Linked DNA regions of Homo sapiens: region 1 is linked to region 2. A link is a loop called in an ENCODE intact Hi-C map of the cell type or tissue named here. Cell type or tissue: GM12878. All regions are shown on one strand.

The links. Peaks named below come from ENCODE experiments on the same cell type or tissue, not always from the same donor. Only the 100,000 strongest peaks of a DNase experiment are listed, where the experiment ranks them.
Region 1: it touches region 2 in a loop (2.4-fold over the local background); 2 of 110 quality-filtered maps call a loop at or near these places.

Annotation. Positions count from the first base shown.
Region 1 is chr1:58,856,362-58,860,361 of GRCh38, reverse strand. All of the region lies in intron 1 of JUN-DT (JUN divergent transcript), which reads right to left. Among named protein-coding and RNA genes, the nearest start is that of LINC02777, 46 kb to the left of the region's middle. RefSeq lists an enhancer at 2,193-2,322. In GM12878, no CTCF peak of the experiment used is centred here; DNase peaks (open chromatin) are centred at 1,901 and 2,461; H3K27ac peaks cover 584 bases.
Region 2 is chr1:59,006,379-59,010,378 of GRCh38, reverse strand. No RefSeq gene overlaps it. Among named protein-coding and RNA genes, the nearest start is that of LINC01358, 12 kb to the left of the region's middle. RefSeq lists enhancers at 1,942-2,011, 2,052-2,101, 2,122-2,171, 2,442-2,551. In GM12878, no CTCF peak of the experiment used is centred here; a DNase peak (open chromatin) is centred at 2,337; H3K4me3 peaks cover 463 bases; H3K27ac peaks cover 346 bases.

The DNA.
Region 1 (4,000 bases), 150 kb after region 2:
AGGCTCCGGGTCCAAACAATGGGAAGTACCAACAGGGGGAAAGTGGGTAGACAGTGCATTGTGTGATTTCTCTCCTGCTCTCTCCCTATTGCCACACGGCCTCTCTGGCTATGCCCCACTGGGCAGCCCTTCCTCCACAGTTCCAGTTCTCACTGGGCTTCAATATCTGTTTCTCTCCCTTGTCCCTTTGGTTGTAGAGATAACAGCTTCCAACTGTTGCTAGTCTCTAGGTGCCTCAATATCCCTTGTTTATTCCATTAACCCTTCTCCACCCCTCTAAGCAGTTCCTTCATTAATGTTTCTTCATTTGAATCATGTGAGGTGAATTCTGCTTCCTGCCATTTCCCTATAGGTCATGGTCAAGGTTGAATAAAGGCATAGAGAGAGGCAGAATCATTGCAGTAACCAGAGAGTGGGAGACAGAAGTAGTGGGGGTGAAGAAGAGGCAGCAGAGTGCAGAATCTTTCCAACAGAGAGACAACAGATTTTGATTTCAGCTTCTGCAAGGTTTGCAGGAGAGAGAAGGTCCTGAGAGGTTTCTGACTTGGCAGGACATTCCCCAAAATGGAGAATTCAGAAGAAGCAGGTTCCGGTAGACTGATGAGATTAATTTTGAGCAGCTGAGTTTGAGGTACCTTTGGGCCATCAAGAGAAGATGTCCAGGAGGCAGATGGATTAAAGGATCTGGTGTAAAGATTTAGCCAAACCACCAGCATACAGAGCTAATAGCTAAGGTCCATGGACAACAGAGAAGTGCACTAAACTTGCCATAAGCTCATCTCATTGGTTCTGTATTAATAATTATTGATATGAAAATAAGTAGAGTTATAATGACCCAAGATTTCACAGAAAACTCTATTCAGAAGTGCCTGTTTTGTGCCATGATTAGTTGCCCCCCTCTTAAAGATGTAGGGGTTTGTTTTTCAAATCCATGATTTTCCCTGGTGTTCCATTTAGTCATTCCTATTTTTCACCACCAGATTGTTTGCTGGGGAAAAGAACAAAAACAGCAACAGATGTCTTTGTTTTGGGGTTTTGCAAAACTCCCTGGTTAAGATAACACTTTCAATTAAAGAAATTATATCATCCAAATACCATATGCCTATAAGCCTGCAATTGCAAAAATCACCTGCTTTCTGAAATTATTTGAAGAGTCCCTTTAACCACCACTCAGTAGCTCAGTTGGGCATCCAGTTAGGTCCCTCTCTTCTTTCCTGTGGATTCGGAAAGCTTCAGTTCAGAAAGCTAGTCAAGAGGGGCATCCTCTGATTTGTTCTCAGAGCTTCATAGACACTCACCACTAAGTTCTGAGTCTTCATGTGCACCGCCACCCCCCCACACACACACACCCGTATGTGGGTAGCCTGTGTACTATTCATTGCTCATTAGGACCTGGCATATTTTAGGCACTTCGCAAACAGCTGTGGAATAAATTAACTAACTTCTTCTATCCTTTCTTCCTCTTTCTCTCTTTTTTCTTCTATAGCTTCACATTTCCTGAAAGACTTCTGTGCCACATGGTTGCTAAGCACTGAGAGCACAAAGATAATTAAGCTGATTCCCTGTCCTCAGCACACCCATAGTCTAGTGGGGAGATGGTTAAGTAGAAGGAGAATGCTAATTCCAGGAAGAATAAGAGCTTCTTAAGAGAAAGAACCAGGCTTCATTCCCTTTGTAGTCCCTTTTTGCACAGTGCCAGGAACTCTATAGACATTCAGTAAATGTTTGCTGAATGAAATGTTTGTTGAATGAAGTATGCCTTACCCAGATAAGCAAGCCCTATACTGCAGAAGCACAGGAAAATCATGCTAAAAATCTGAGTGGGAGTGAGCAGAGGAGGATTCATTGAGCAGGTGGTATGTGCCCTGAGAGCTTAAAAGGGCTGGGGGAAGGCAGCAGAGCAGGGCCTGCTGTGCTGGAGGAAGCACTTCCGTCAAAGCACAGAGGTGTAACTGTGCTTAGGAAAACACCATGAACCGTGAGCAATCCAATTTGGCCACTACATCAGGTGAGAGGAGGACATGTGAGCTGAGCCCCAGTGTAGAGGGTCTTCAAGGCCTGCTTTGAAGAGTCTGAGCTTTGTGAGACATTGAGGACACACTGCAGGCTGTGACAAACATGAGGTAGCATCTAGTCCAACTCAAGCCTACTGTGATAGACTCACCCACCCTGTCCTGTATTGTGAACATTAGGTAAGAGTCTGATCTTTCTTATTTGACTACAAGCAATTTCAGATTGGGGATTTGAATTCAATATTTATGGAATATGCAGCTGGATACTTTTTCTGCCCAACTAGATCCACTCTCTGCACTACCCTATCCAGCTCTGTGCCCCTGGAGGCTGACCATGTAGATGATATCAAGGGGCTCCCTTGTCCCCAGTCTCCAGTTGGTTTTGGCCAATGGGTGCCACCAGCAGGAGATCAGAACTGAAAGGAGAGTGAGGTTAGGGTATTTCCTCTCCTGGCTCCTTTTCTGTCAGGTTGCTGTGGGTTAGCTGCATTTCTCTACCAAAGACCACAGCTCTTGAAAGGCTACAGCCCTCTCTATGAGGCTACCTCCTCCTGGTTCCATGACCATGCCTTCCCCTCACCCTTTCAGGCCCGGGGAAGATAACAGTGCCCTTCTGTTGCTAGCCTTCAGATCTAGCAAGATCCTTCATTGCTTTCTCTATGCCTGTAACTCTTTCAATAACTCTTCACCTCAAACTGCCTGGTTTGAGTGTTCTAAGACTTATGCGAGCACCTTGCATATACTAAGTACACTCTAAAGTGCTTTTCATACATTTATTAATGTAATCCTCTCAAAGTATCAGGTAAATATTAGTTTTCCCACTTACAGGTTAAAAAAAATACCTGAAGTTCAAAATTTTTAGATAATTGGTAAAGACCATCTTCTACAAGTTGGAATCCCCCCATTTTAGAGTAGTTCCTAGCACATGACAGCTCCTTGACTGAATGTATGAGTGGACACAATATTGTACATACTAAATACTAACATGAGTGTTAGAGATCACAAGAGCTTTTGAAATTCAGTGGTAGTAGGAGTAGCTTTGGAATCAGAAAAAGCTGAATTAAAATTGTAACTCCACTACTGACCATTTCTCTCAGCCTTAATTCCTTGTGTGGAAATTTGCATGACAATTCCTACTACATAAGGTGGTTGTAAGGATTAAACAAGATAATATTCCAACAATACCCAGGATAGAACAGGCGCTTTGTAAATGGTAGGCTTAATTATACACACTCTAATTAATAGTCACAGCAGTGTTGAAAACCCACATGGACAGATAACCTCAATGAAATATTCTTTTCTTCTCTGCTCTGAATTATTGCTCCAAAACACAAATACATACAAACATACATACAATTCCTCATTAGATAAATTAAGTTGCCAGTGCTTGAGGTTTCTTGTTCATACTGTTCCTGTTTCTTTCACTTGGCCATCTCAAAAGCTTCACGTTGGGCCAGGCACGGTGGATCATGCTTATAATCCAGCACTTTGGGAGGCCAAAGCGGGTGGATCACTTGAGATCAGGAGTTTGAGACCATCCTGGTCAACATGGTGAAACCTGGCCTCCACTAAAAATACAAAAATTAGCTGGGTGTGGTGGCAGCCACCTGTAATCCCAGCTACTCGGGAAGCTGAGGCAGAAGAATCACTTGAACCTGGGAGGTAGAGTGTATTAGTCTGTTTTCACCCTGCTAATAAAGACATACCCGAGACTGGGAAGAAAAAGACATTTAATTGGACTTACAGTTCCACATGGCTGGGGAGGCCTCAGAATCATGGTGGGAGGTAAAGGGCACTTCTTATATGGCAGTGGCAAGAGAAAATGAGGAAGAAGCAAAAGCAGAAATCCCTGATAAACCCATCATATCCATGAGACTTATTCACTATCATGAGAATAGCATGGGAAAGACCAGCTCCCATGATTCAGTTACCTCCCCCTGGGTCCTTCCCACAACATGTGGGAATTCTGGGAGATGCAATTCAAGTTA
Region 2 (4,000 bases):
ATGAAGCCCATCCCTGCAGTTAAAAAAAAAAAAAAATAGCCGCCTGGGCACGGTGGGTCACACCTGTAATCCCAACACTGTGGGAGGCCAAAGTGGGGGGATCACCTGAGGTTGGGAGTTCAAGATCAGCCTGACCAACATGGAGAAACCATGTCTCTACTAAAAACACAAAATTAGCCAGGCGTGGTGGCACATGCCTATAATCCCAGCTACTCGGGAAGCTGAGGCAGGAGAATTGCTTGAACCCAGGAGGCAGAGGTTGCAGTGAGCCGAGATTGCGCCACTGCACTCCAGCCTGGGCAACAAGAGCAAAACTCCGTCTCAAAAAAAAAAAAAATAGCCATCAACATAATGAAGGAGGTAGATTTTAATTCTTACCACTCACTTTCAGGCTTTAATCTCCAGGTTCCTATAGACATACAGGTTGGGGACTCTTGGTAAACCATAACTTTCAACATGCAGGCACTCATTTTGACAAACAAATCAGATATTCTCTACCTTCAACGTTGATTAAACTTTCTAAATAATGTCAGTATACTGACTAAAGACAAATTAAAGCACACTTGTTGAGCCATACCTCCTAGAAGCCCTGCCACAGGTCCCTTCTTCAGCGTCACTGAAGAAGCATCACATGACTATTTGAAATTAATAATACCTCTTGTCAGACATGTACTGCATTTGTGTACAAAACATTTTCCTATCCCTTTTTTCTTATTATCCTCAGAAAAGTGCTATGAGTTAGAGGTTCCTAGTCCAATATGCAGATGAGAGAATTCTTTAGATTGGCAGTGACCCTCATTGGAAAGAGCACTGTGTCTGGGTTCAAGCCCTTGTGAGGTGTCAAGCCAGGGCTTCCCTTTCCTGGCCTTAATCTCTATACCATGTGGAGGTGGTCAGACAAGATAGCTTGTACCAACCCATCTACTCTGAAATTCTGTGAAAGAAGAGCAGAATTTTATAACTGTAAGCATATTCACCCTCCTTTGCAATGGCACAAAACAGCCCCAATTTAAAATAAACTATGAACCTTGGTGGGCAGGTTTAGAGCTTTAGTATCCATTTTGCTCTTCTGCCCCAGTTCTGCCCATGTCTCTGTAGGCCCAGAACACCTTGCCATGTCTCCTTAGCACAGGTTTTTAGAAGGAATGAATTCCTGACTGTGAAAACTTAAACTGGTCCTCTGAAGAAAGTGAGGCTCAGAGAGGTTCAGTACCTTGTCTGGGGACACACAGCTGGTGAATGACATAGTTCAATGCAAGCAGCATGCAGGACAGCAACAGTCTGTGTAGAGGTGTTCCAGGTAAGAGCATTTTCTCTGTGATTCCTCCTGGGGCTGTATGTCAGGTGAATTCAGATCTGTCCTTGAGGTTAGGCCCTTTTAGGTCAGATTCGAGAAGCAACCCTTGGCCTTTTGGAGGTCTGAGGCATCTGCTTTTAAAATATACAGAGGGCCCGATGGCATTACAAGGCAAGGCTGTGGATATATCCGAGCCAATGTGGACACATGTTTGGTTCTGAAGCCAAAGGTTTGCAATTGGCTGGAGTGGCCCAGTGGGTGGCGGTTTGTCTAGCTGATGGTCTGGCACCGTCATGAGTCACAGCCTCAGGAGACAGAACCATGTGCCTGGAGATAGCACTGCCTGGGCCACCCTGAGCCCTGGTCTGTAGTATCCTCTCCACCTCTCTACTTTGGTTTCCTCCTCGGAAAATGAGAAGACAATGCGAATTCCCAGAACTGTTCTGAAGCATAAGACCACCGACTTCACATCTCAGCTTGTCTCCTTGCTGTGTGATTTGGGGCATGGTATTTAATCATCTGAGCCTGGCTTCCTTCATCTGTCAAATGAGCATAACAATGATGTCTCCAAAAGGTTGTGGTTCAGATGAGATAAAATCCTAAGAGTAAGGAGCCTGGCACTTAGGAGAAAGGCAGCCATTTTTGTTAGACTATGAAAGAGTTTTAGGAAACAGAAAGAGCCGCTGCAGTCTACGGTGGAGGTGAAGGCAGCATCACTTCTGTGTTGTTGTTATTATCCTTGACAGATGGGCCTGGACGAGAGGTCTGAGGTGAGTTGGGGAAGGCATGAGTCATGTGAGGGCAGCCCCCGGAGCTCCCAGTGCAAGAGGCACTGCATTTTAAACTAGTTGTGGAATTCATTCCACTGCCTTTTTCAGCCCCAAAGACACTGGAAAAAAATAAAATAAAAAGCAAACCACAGCATTTTCAGGCCTCCCACTGGTTTTGCCTTTCTTCCCCCAACGTATTGTTTTTGGGAAGGGCTGTTTCAGCCACAGCGCTGTCAAGAAAACAAGGTGGTTTCCCTTGACCCTTGGCAACCAACACATGCTTTTTCCTACGCTTTGGTGCAGAAGCCCACAAGTGATTTTTAAAAATAATAAAATTCTTCTCTATAAATAAACCCTTATGCTTTCTGCTGTGGGTCTTGGATGGATGAGTTTCTTCTTCTTTCTGAACTCAGTAAGGGCTAAGTTCCCCTCCACAGAGGAACTGCACATTGTGAAGCAAGGGATATTTTGGTGAATCACCTGCCATTGCGTTTTCCACCAATGCAGGAATGGCAAAGTTCTGGAACTTTTACTTAAAGATCCACCATTCCTCAAGAAGACCTATAGCCTCCACGGAATACCCTATCCCCTCTTCCTCTAGAGATTTTACTACTGCTACCGTTACTGGTTTTCCAGAGTCTGACAAATTAAGCATTTATAAGAATTGACTCAGTGACCGCAGAGCAACAGAAAGAGGATGAGTTTTAGAGTCCAGAGACCTGGGTGTGAATTTTAACTTTGCTCCTGACTAACTGTGTAACTCTGGACAAAAGGCTTATATAATTTTGGGCAAGTTACTTAACATCTATGTTAAATGTATGCCTGCCTTGTTTTTGGGATTCCTGAAATGGATATAAATGGTCCATAACTCATGGAGCTGTGGTGAAAATTAAATGGAAAAAAAAATGCATTTGAAGCCCCAAGTACACAGTAGGTACTCAATAAATGGTAATTGGTATCGGGTAAGTTCTCAGCATGACTAGTTATGATCAAGAAAAAGAAGGCTCATGCAGCGCGGACTTGGAAGTGGGATTTGATGAAGGGACAACAATTTATAGGGATAGGGACAGAGCTAAGGAAACCAATGAGAGATGCTGAAGCACTCAGAGACTTGCAACACCAGGGAACCATTGCTACCCTGAATCTGCAAGGACAGGAAGAGGGTGAGATGTTGCTGAAGCCATGGAGGAGGGGCTGCTGGCAGGAACTACGGTTGCAGAGGAACCCGGCCACTGGCAGACCCTGGCACAGAAGCAGGGAAAGAGCTGGAGGAAATTCCCAACCTCTTTCTCCTCCCACCCTTTAATCTCTTGCCGATGCCTACCACTGGCTAAACCCAACTGGAAGATAGGAGGCAAAGGAGTCCCCCGAGGCAATCAGGGGCATTAACCTCTCTATGGCACAGTGCAGATGGCACAGTGCAGACCAGAGAACAGATCTGGTTGGGAAGGGGGTACAAATGGAGAATCACCAGGTCAGAGAGAATTTATTGTGATTCACATATTGGCTAGTATTAGTCCACCCAAACCATGAATAAATCTCCTGCAAAAATCCTAAAGTGCTGACTGTGATCACATCACTTCAGGTGTAAAAAAGCACATTGGACTCTAGTGCCTAAAGAAATGAGCTCCCTTCTCACCAGGCATCCCGGCCCAGGCCCTCTCTCCCAGCTCATCTCCTGCTTCTCCCCTTCTTACATTCTCTGGAATGCACATGCCCTGTCATGCTTCCCTGCTTTCCACTTACAGTTCTGTTTGAAACTTTCGACGGGTGAAAATCCTCACCAATCCTCTGCCCCCATCTTCCTCTGATTGGCCAACTTCTCATCCTGCAACAATCAGTCCAGTCATCACCTTCTCTGTGAAACATACCTAGCCAGTCCTTCTCTGTGTTCCCATACCTCTAGAAGCAGCAGAGAGTTATAAGCAGGGCT